Linked DNA regions of Homo sapiens: region 2 is linked to region 1. Evidence: chromatin contacts called from ENCODE Hi-C or POLR2A ChIA-PET data. All regions are on one chromosome and are shown on one strand. The core of a region is the stretch at or near the end of the contact, and the rest is flanking DNA. Distances in the headings are between cores, read along the strand shown. Region 1 holds the start of C3orf22 (chromosome 3 open reading frame 22). Region 2 overlaps TXNRD3 (thioredoxin reductase 3).

Evidence for each region. Hi-C counts contacts between places; a loop is a spot of excess contacts on that map. ChIA-PET counts read pairs that join two places held with the same protein, here RNA polymerase II (POLR2A).
Region 2: a loop to region 1 is called in a map of endothelial cell of hepatic sinusoid, with 2.9 times the contacts of the local background. The contact joins the enhancer-like site here to the promoter of C3orf22 in region 1. A Hi-C loop is called at or near these places in 1 of 168 maps with a recorded cell type or tissue (endothelial cell of hepatic sinusoid) and 1 of 37 single-sample maps with no recorded cell type. POLR2A ChIA-PET finds 5 or more read pairs at or near these places in 2 of 52 experiments (HEK293T and activated T-cell).

Annotation. Positions count from the first base shown.
Region 1 is chr3:126,556,634-126,561,818 of GRCh38, reverse strand. C3orf22 (chromosome 3 open reading frame 22) reads left to right here and starts at 2,887. Exons shown (of 4, transcript NM_152533.3): 1 at 2,887-3,192. LOC105374090 (a long non-coding RNA gene) reads right to left here and starts at 2,806. Exons shown (of 3, transcript XR_924455.2): 1 at 2,630-2,806.
Region 2 is chr3:126,604,559-126,609,743 of GRCh38, reverse strand. TXNRD3 (thioredoxin reductase 3) reads left to right here. Exons shown (of 16, transcript NM_052883.3): 15 at 1,111-1,245; 16 at 1,771-2,694. The coding sequence ends at 1,839. LOC105374090 (a long non-coding RNA gene) reads right to left here. Exons shown (of 3, transcript XR_924455.2): 3 at 2,204-5,116. Among named protein-coding and RNA genes, the nearest start is that of TXNRD3, 48 kb to the left of the region's middle. Within about 2 kb of position 2,388, at least 5 of the 41 ENCODE cell types and tissues checked have a DNase peak (open chromatin) inside an H3K27ac peak, as active enhancers do.

The DNA of each region.
Region 1 (5,185 bases), core at 1,638-4,137:
AGCTATCATAAACATATATGCACCTAACAACAGAACCCCCAAAAATATGAAGCAAAAATTGATAAAATTGAAGGAAGAAATAGTTCTACAGTAATAGATGGAGATTTTAATACCCAAATTTCAATAATCGATAGAACCAAACAGAAGAAGATCAATAAAGAAATAGAGGCTGAGTGCAGTGGCTCACGCCTGTAATCCCAGCACTTTGGGAGGCTGAGGCAGGTGGATCACCTGAGGTCAGAAGTTTGAGACCAGCTTGGCCAACACAGTGAAACCCTGTCTCTACTAAAAATACAAAAATTAGCTGGGCGTGGTGGTGGACGACTGTATTCCCAGCTACTTGGAAGCTGAGGCAGGAGAATTGCTTGAACTTGGGAGATGGAGGTTGCAGTGAGCTGAGATCATGCCACTGCACTCCAACCTGGGTGACAGAGTGAGACTCTGTCTCAAAAAAGAAAAAGAAATAGAGCACTTGAACAACACTCTAAACCAATTAGACCTAACAGATTATATAGAAAACTAAACCCAACAATAGCAAAATATACATTCTTCTTAAATGTACATAGGATGTTCTCCAGGACATATTAGGCCATAAAATAAATCTTAATAAGCCTAAGAAGATTCAAATCATACAAAGTATATTTTTTATCACAACGGAATGACTAGAAATCCATGACAGAAGGAAAACTGGAAAAATTACAGTATTTGCCTATTAAATAACACACTTTATGCAACCAGTAGGTCAAAGAATAAATCCACAAGGGAATTTAGAAAATGCCTTGATATGAATTAGGCCAGGCACGGTGGCTCACTCGTGTAATCCCAGCACTTTGGGAGGTTGAGATGGGTTGATCATTTGATGCCAGGAGTTTGAGACCAGCCTGGCCAGCATGGTAAAACCAAGTCTTTACCAAAAATGCAAAAATTAGCCAGGCGTGGTGGCACCTGCCTGTATTTCCAGCTACTCGAGAGGCTGAGGCATGAGAATCACTTGAACTCAAGAAACAGAGGTTGCAGTGAGCCGAGATTGCGCTACTGCACTCCATCCTGTGCAACAGAGTGAAACTGTCTCAAAAAAAAAAAAAAAAAAGAAAAGAAGGAAAGAGAAAGAAAAAAGAAAATGCCTTGATATGAATTAAAAGAAAAACTCAACATACCAAATGTTATGGTATGCAGAGAAAGCAGTGCTAAGAGGGAAACTTGTAGCTATTAATGTCTACATCTTAAAAATAAGAAGGATCCCAAATTAATGATCTAACTACACAATTTAAGGAATTAGAAAACGAAGAGCAGACTAAATCCAGAGCTAGCAGAAGTAAGGAAATAATGAAGGTTAAAGATAAATCAAGTCGAGAATGGAAAAACAATGGAGAAAATCAACAAAACCAAAAGGCGATTTTTGAAGTGATCAAAATTAACAAAGCTTTAGCTAGATTGACTAAGGAAAGAAAAAGACTCAAATTAGTAAAATAAGAAAGGAAAGTGGGAGGTATTACTACTGACCATACAGAAATAAAAAGGATTATGAAAGAATACGCCAAAAAATGTCACGCCAACAAATTGGATAACCTAGATAAAATGGACAAATTTCTAGAAACAAAAAAAAAAAAAACCAACAAGACTGAATCAGGGAGAAATAGAAAATATGAATAGACTCATAACTAGTAAAGAGATTGAATCAGTAACGAAGAAAAGCCCTGGGCCACATGATATCACTCGTGAATTCTAACAAACACTTACTAAAGAACATACATAAATGTTTTTCAAAGTTTTTCTAAAAGTTGAAGAGGTGGGACCATTTCCTAACTCATTCTGTGAGGCCAGCATTGCCCTAATACCAAAGTCAGACAAAGACCCTACAAGAAAGGAAAACTAGGGGCCAATATCCCTTATGAATACACATGCAAAAATCCTCAATGAAATATTAGTAAATGAAATTCATCAGCATATTAAAAGTGTTACACACTATTAACAAGTAATATTTATCCCTAGAATGTAAGGATTATTTTTTCATAATGAAAATATCAATGTACTACACTACATTATTAGAATGAGGAGGAAAAGACATGATCATTTCAATTGATGTGGAAAACACGCTTGACAAAATTGAACACTCTTTCATGATAAAAACACTCAACTCCTTAACATGATAAAGGCAATATATCCAAAAATCCCACAGCCAACACCATACTGTATAGTGAAAAACTGGAAACTTTTTCTCTAAGATCAAGAAGGAGACAAGGATGCCCACCTTCCCCAGTTCTATTTAACACAGTACTGGAAGTTCTAGCCAGAGCAACTAAGCAAGAAAAGGAAATATAAAGCATTCGAATTGGAAAGGAAGAAGTGAAGTTACCTCCGTTCACAGATGGCATATAGAAAACCCTAAATAATCCATAAAAACCCTGTTAGCACTAATAAGTAAAAAGCCGTAGGGTATAGCAGACAGTGGCACAGGTGAACAGCACTAATAAGTGAAAAGTCGTAGGGTACAGTAGACAGTGGCACAGGTGAACGGCTGAACCACTTCCAGTTCAGCTCCTTCACTGCCTTCTCCTTCCTCAACCCCCTGCAACCTGGTGTCCACTCCTCCACAGAAACAGCTTTTCTGCAGCCTCAGTGTCTGTACCTATTTCTGGGCGTCTCTTCTGTATGCAGAACCTGAACAGGGAGAGGTCTCTGCTATGAAGAGTGCAGATGTGGATGCTTCTGTCTGGGTGCGTGGAGCTGAGAGGCTGGCCAGCCCTGGCCCATGTGCTGCTGACTTTGCAGTCACTCCCTGGGCCAGAGGGGCTTCAGGCTGGAGTCTGAGCCTCATGGGTCAGCAGCTGTGATGTCACCAATTGTGACCTCAAGGGCTTCTGACCTTGCAGTGAGCTTGTTGGCACTGCCTGTCCGGGGACCCTGGGGCTGCTGTTCCTGTGGTAATGTGGCAGCTGGGACCATGGCCAGCTTCAGTCTGCCTGGCGTCACATAAGCCAGCCCACAGGGTCCTGCAGCTTGTCCTTTCTGGCTGGAAGCTCTGGGCATAGCCTGGGACTGGGTCTTTCCAGAGAGGGCTGTAGCCAGGGCCCTGCCAGCCTCGGGGGCCACAGCGGCTCTCACACCAGCATCTTGCTGGATAGGAGCAGTTCCAGGACTCTCTGATCACACCTGATCATCGTCACTGCCAGAATTCAAGGTAGCTGCCTGGTGAGTGCTAGCAGCCTGTGTGGCTGGAAAGGACAGTCCCCAAGTCGGTTAGGGACTTGGGAAGCAGCAACAGGGTGGCGGAGAAGAGCCTGGGACAGGGTCATGATGGCAGAGGGCAGCCCTGGACTCTGCAGCAGCCCTGTCCCTGTGGGGCAGATTCAGCAGTCAGCTTACAGGGTCATCTCCATGACCTAGGGGTCAGGTGGGAGGGTATGGGGTGGGGCTGAGGGGCGCTCCTGTCTCCCTTGATCCCTCAATTCCTGTGGTAATGCTGCTTCCCCGGTTCAGGACTGTTTGAGGCTGCATGGCCCAGCAGGAGGAGCACAGGCCACCCATCCTGAACCTCTTCCCCGACTCACTGTGTGAATGCAGGCAAATCAGTTAACTTTCCGGAGCCTCAGTTTCCTCACTTGAATTATGGGGGTGAGCATAATACGTTCTCCATCAGGTAGAAAAAAAATGAAGTGAGGTTATGCATAGAATGTAGCAGACACTTAGAGGCCACAGGCACCATTCTGCAGCCTCCTGCTGTGGCCCTGCTGCCTGTCCCGGCCCAGGCTTCCCCTGCCCCGCACTCCTCAGGGTTGAGCCTGGGCTGGAGGTGACTCACCCAAGTGCACCTGACAGGAAGGGGCTGAGCTGGGGCCTGGCCCAGGCTGTGGCTGCAGGACTGTGGGCTTAGGCCCAGCGAAGGCATCCCAGAGTCCTCAGAACAGCCAGGGCTGCAGGGGCGGAGGCCACCAAGACCCCCTTTAGCCAGCACTGGTGTAGAGAGCTGCACCCTGTACTAGACTAGTGGGCAAGTCAGTGGGGAAGCCTGCCCTTCAGGGCCCAGGGACTTCTTGGTGCGGGCAAGGGACAGGTCGTGAGCAGGGCTGGCAGTATTTCTGGGCCAGGGCAAAGGCCCTCTGGATGGCTGATCTTCCAGAGTCAGAGATGGGGCACGGAGGCGGTGGGTGAGCGGGTGTGTTCTGGCTCACAGACAGGCTGGTCTCCCATGCCATGGCCATGGTCCCAGTGGCCTGTGTTCAGTGTCCAGTGTGCAGCCTCCCGCCTCGGGCCTTGAGTGATTCCACACTTGGCGGCAGGCAGCCTCCCAGCTAGCCCAGTACCCCGCCCTCAGAGGGATGGATGAGCAGCATGGCACATTATGGGATCACTGCCGAGCAGTCTTGCCCGAGCCCACCGGCTTTTGGAGGACTCCGGAATCCCAGATTTGGAAAGGGCTACCCGTGTTCCCCAGGGGCTCCTCTCCAGACATCATCGGATTTTGAATCATGCCAGGTGTGGTAGTAGGTCACGCCAGCTGCTTTGAATTGGGAAGGGAAGCAAGGTGCGTTATGGGCTGGTGGGGGCAGCCTCTGCCTTGGACCAAGGAAGCGAGGAGCTCCCAGGTCACGCAGCAGAGGATAGGGACAGAGCTGAGGCCAGCCACACCCAGATGGCCACCTGCCTGTGTGTGGGGGTGTGTATGAGGTCAGGTCTGAGTGTGAGTCTGTAAGAGTGTCTGTATGTGTCTGTGTGTGAGTGTGAATCTGTGTGTGTGTGAATCTGTGTGTGAATGTGTGAGTCTGTGTATGTGAATCTGTGTATGTGTATGTGAGTTTGTGTGGGTCTGTGTGTATGTGTCTATGTGTCTGTATGTGTGTGTATGTGAATCTATGTGTGTCTGTGTGTATGAGTGTGTGAGTGTGTATGTGTCTGTGTGTGTCTATGTGTGTGAGTCTGAGCATGTGTGTGAGTCTGTGTGTGTGTGTGTATGTGAGTCTGTGTGTGGGGGGTGTCTGTGTGTGAGTGTGTATGTGAGTCTGTGTGTGTGGGTGAGCCTGAGTGTGTGTGAGTCTGAGTGTGTGAGTCTGTGTGAGTGTGCGTATGTGTGAGTCTGTGAGTATGAGTCTGTGTGTGGGGTCAGTCTGTGTGAGTGTGTGTGTGAGAATGAGTGTGTGTGTCTGTGAGAGTGAGTGTGTGTGTGTGTGTGTGTGGGAACGGCAGT
Region 2 (5,185 bases), core at 1,139-3,638, 48 kb before region 1:
TCTCTGAGCCCCTCTGCTATGTCCCACGCCACCCTTCTGGCTCCCGCCCAGATCCCTAGGCCACACTCTTGTCCTTGCTCTTTAACTATGGGGAGCATGCCCCTTCCCTTTACCCTGGCCACATGCCTATTTCTTGAGCAGAACCCTCGAACTTACGAAATGGAAATACTTGACTCCAGCTCTAGGGTCAAAATTGTAAATGAGACTTTCCTCACTCAGGACCTTCATTTACACCCCTTTTCTGCTTGCTGAGCAACCCACCACCTCAGGTTCCAATGCAGTAGTCTTCTGTGGGCCCTGGGAACTCACTCTGAAGTCCCAGCCCTGGCAGCTTCTGCCTGCCTCCCCTCTGGAGTGCCCGTCAGCAGATGTGGATGCGTGTGACTGTTCTGAGCTGTTGCTTTTTCCAGAAGCTTAGTGGGCAAGGGTTTCTCCTGGCCCTGGCCTCCGTTGCCCTTTTATAGTCTTTCTCTTCATCTATTGTATGCTTTTACTGTTGAAGATCACAGTGAAGGATAATCTGATGAAGGAACATTGACAAATGGACAGCCTAGAATGCACCGTTACCGTGGAAAACGACTGCACATCTTGCTTCCCATCTTGGTGGGTCAGCTCATTGCCTGCACCCCATACCTCTCAGCACACAGCCCTGGGTGACAGCCCTGCACCAGCCTCTCCTTTGTCTCCACTTGATGTTGGGAGCAGGGCATCTTGCTTCCTGGGCCAGCAACCTCTTATTTCCAGTAAAACCTGCTGCCCTAGAGTTATTCCAATGTTGGACTTTAATTCAGATTTGTTATGTTGTTGTTGAGCATTGTCTCAGCATAATTTGGAAATTTACATCATACTAATGAACTCCTTCATGCAGTGGGTAAATTGCTTGTTCTAGTAAATTTGAGTGCAAATTAACTCTGGATGTGCATTTACTGGCTCATTTAACAGATTCTTACAGTGGCTTAGTTTCATGGTAATGTTCTCTGCTCACTTTGACATTGAAGTTCTTTTTCTGTAGTAGATACTGTATATTTTAACTGTGAATTTGCAGTGAATGGATCCATATTCAGACCATTAACCTACTGGGATTCTCTTTGTTTTGTTTCTGTATTAAAGGATCGGGTGATAGGATTTCATATTCTTGGACCAAACGCCGGTGAGGTTACCCAAGGATTTGCAGCTGCAATGAAATGTGGGCTCACAAAACAGCTACTTGATGACACCATTGGAATTCACCCCACATGTGGGGAGGTAGGAAACAGGAGGTTTTAAAAATTGGCTTCAGTTGATGTAGTTTGAAAAACTATTATAAAGCACTTGTCAGAAAGATGTCATATTAGTAACTGATTTGTATATTTTTAAATTTATTTTATTTCATTTTATTTTTTTCAGACAGGGTCTCACTCTGTCATCGAGGCTAGAGTGCAGTAGCATGATCTTGACTCACTGCAACCTCCACCTCCCAGGTGCAAGTGATTCTCCCGCCTCAGCCTCCTGAGTAGCTGGGACTACAGGTGTGCACCACCATGCCTGGCTAATTTTTGTATTTTTAGTAGAGATGGGGTTTCACCATGTTGGCCAGGGTGGTCTCGAACTTCTGACCTAAAGTGATCCACCTGCCTCAGCCTCCCAAAGTACTGGGATTACAGGCATGAGCCACCATGCCTGGCCAGATTTGTATATTTTAAAGAATAGCATAAATATAATATTCAGAATGTGTTTTTTTAAAACAATACTAACATCTAAATATGTATTTGTTTTCTTTCTCTTGAACAGGTGTTCACGACTTTGGAAATCACAAAGTCGTCAGGACTAGACATCACTCAGAAAGGCTGCTGAGGCTAGGCCTGCTGCTGTTTAGTTCTCCTTGTCATATTCTCATTTCTCTCAAAGATAAGAATGCTCTCGGATAAAATGAGCCTGTGCTCATGACAGCTGCTCTGTTACTCAGGGACCAGTGCAGGGCTGTCTTACGACACTTAGATGAGAAAGTAGACAAGGAAAGAGGACAGCAGTGGGCATCTGCCTTGTGGTCTTGCTGACAGCGAGAAGCAGTGGGACTGCTTCCTTGACGCCTTAGCTTGGAGCCCCGTTATGAGGTGAGCCAAGGCTGACTCTCGCAAGCCAGGACTGAGCTTCCCTCGGAAAGACCTTTGAGTGGCACCATTCACCTAAGTTAGCTTTTCTGGTCGCTATTGTTTTTATCCCCTTTGCTTTGTTGTTTCTGTGAAAATATATTTTCAGTTAAGAAATGCTATAAAGTAGTGGTTTTCTAGTGCGTGGGCCTAGAATTCACACATGCTCACTGGTGAACAGTGTCTGTGGGCTGCTGTGGGCTGCATTTGGATAGCTGTCTGCATTAGCAGGAAGCTGTACACACTGTGTAGGGTTAGTCATCTCTTTTCTTTTTTGAGGCACATTTAACCTACTGTCAAAACGCTGACTCATGCTTCACCCTCACACTCACTACTTGGTGGTGATAACCTTGAAGCTATTCTCCCCTAATTAATATCTCGAGACTGAGCAAAATATCTCATGTAAGATAAAAGTACTTGAATTGCTTTTTCATGTTCATCTTAATAGTATTATTTCCAAAAGTTTTTAATACTGTATTATGTGAAATCTAACTAATTTATCTGTGAAATAATTCCATCACAGTCTGTTTAATGATGATAAAGTTCCATAAATGAATACAGGTAATATTAAGTGGTTGCATGGGAATTTACAAACATGTCAGCATTTCAGAGGTCCTTCAAGACAGAGGCCCATCCAAGGTCCTTTTGGAAAACCTCTGTGTTCTTGAGTATGCCACACAGTAGTCAATGCAAGGCTCTTTTAGGCCACTTGCTCTCATGAGCCACACTAGCTGTTTAGCTTAAGATTGGATAGGCTGGGGTCACAATTTCTAGCCATTTGTCTTAAAAGACAAATGTTAAGCTAACAGTTAGGAACACTGTTTGTAGACAGGCATTTTGTTACCCTCTTTGGAGGCAGGGAATGGAGCAGTGGGGGAGTGGGGCTGGGAACCCAAAGAAAACTGACATAGGACCTAGTTATGGAGTGGCTTTTTTATTTGGGAGAAAAAAATGTGTCTAAAAGGTGTAAAGTATGGTGTGGTAATTGCTATCCATGTGGCAGAAACAGTGCAGTGGGAAGCCGAGGGAGATGTTATTAATTTCTATTGGCTGTGGGGCAGGGGTAGGGTAATTGAACAGAGTTTAATAAAAGTAGCTGTATTTGAGCTGAATTGCAGGAGATAAAAGGATTAGATTAGAAGCAATATGGAGAGGGTGTGATTAATGCTTTCAACAGACTTGATTTAAATACTTGATAAAATATATTTTTAATAATTTTGTTACTGTATTGCTGAGTGCCACACACACACAGAGCCAGCAGAATCCCAAATGAAGCAAAACCAAAAACCCTGGAAGCCTTCAACTCCTGCTTTGCACTGAGCATGGGGCAAAAAAAAACGAAATCCCAGGCTTGCATGGGTGGAATTTCTAATAGGAAACCTTTGTATAAAGCTGGAAGCCCAATGGGCTGTACTCCAGTGCAAAGTTGAGTGGGAAGCAGACTGCCTCATAGAGAGAGGCAGCAGAGAAGCCTGTGTTCTCACTGATGTCGGTGGAAAGAAGCAATCCATCTTAAGCATTTGTAACCACTGTCCAGGTTACAGACCATTGGAACGGCTAATTATCTTTCTTTTGCAAGGAGGGGAGGATGCTTACATATAAACCTATCTGTGTTGGCTTCCTTTCACCTTTTTATTTTCCTCTCTGTCTCTTCTCCCTCTTTTTTCCTCTTTTTCCTCTCCTGGGGTAAATATGGTACCTATATATTGATGAGAGACTAATTTTACCTGGAAGATAAAACTAGTATGCATCAAATAACATACAGATGTATATAGATCTGCAAGAAATAATTGATAGTGTCTGTTATAGTGGAGATTTTAACATACTTCAGTAATTTATTAGGTCAGACACACAAAAAAATCAGTAAAGACTTATTTTTGAGTAGCAGAATTAACAAGCTCAACTCAAAGATTGTACCCAATATGAAAGCACACTCATTTCAAGCATGCATGGAATATTTATGGAGTTTGCCTTGTGCTAGGCCATAAAGGCTAGGCTTAAGAAATTTCAAAAGGCTAGTGTCGTATAGGCATTGGCAAGAGGATTTCAGCGGTGGGACTAACTAGAAACCCAAAGACCTTAAACTCCATATAGCATGATGGAAAGTAGAGGGAGGAGTTGGTGTGAGGGAAGTGAGGGGTTAGTGGGAGAACAAGCTGGAGAGTTGGTAGAACCAGGAGCTGCTTCACAGGAAGCAGAGAGCAATAGAAAGTTCCTAGGCTTTGAAGAATGATAAACTTGGGAATGCCTGGTCTCATGACTTACTAGATGTGTGATAGGATAAATTGCTTAAATTTTCTTATTCATTTATTAAGTATGGACAGTATTACCTGTCTCACAGACTTAAAGAATTGAACAACATTTATTAAGTTGTTAATATAGCACTTTGGATGGAAAATCTTGGCTTCTGTGATGATAAGTAGGGTCCCATTAAGGAAAGCTCTTGTGGACACTCAACAGTACAACCAGTAGGCAGGCAGACAGGAAGAAGGGGGACAAATTGCTGCTCTTGCAGACTTTCACTGTGGAAGGGAGCCTCCAGGTTGGCCGCCAAATTGGATCTCCACCAATGGGAAATCACACCTTTGTATAATCCCCGCCTGTTAGACCAGGGCTGGTCTGTGTGGCCAGTAGCATATGGCAGGAGTGATGGTATGTCCCTGCCACGATTAGGTCATGAAGAGATTGCAGCTTAAGTTTTGGTCACCCTCATGCACTCTCTCAGGTCACTTGTTTTGCGAGAAGGCAGCTATCATGTTTTGATGACGCTCAGGAATCCTATGGAGAGGCCCATATGGTGAAGAACTGAAGTCTCCAACCAACAGTCAGCAAGAAACTGAGGTCTGCCAATGTCTGTGTGAACGAGCTTGGAAATGAATGCTACTCCAGTCAAGCCATCCCTGGGCCAGCAGCTTGATAGTAACCTCTTGAGAGACTTTGAACCAGAACCATTCAGTTGGTTACTCCAAATTCCTGATCCTTAGAAACTGTGAGAGAATAAATATTTGCAATTTAAACTGCTAATTTTCAGAGTAATTTGCTACACAGCAATAGAT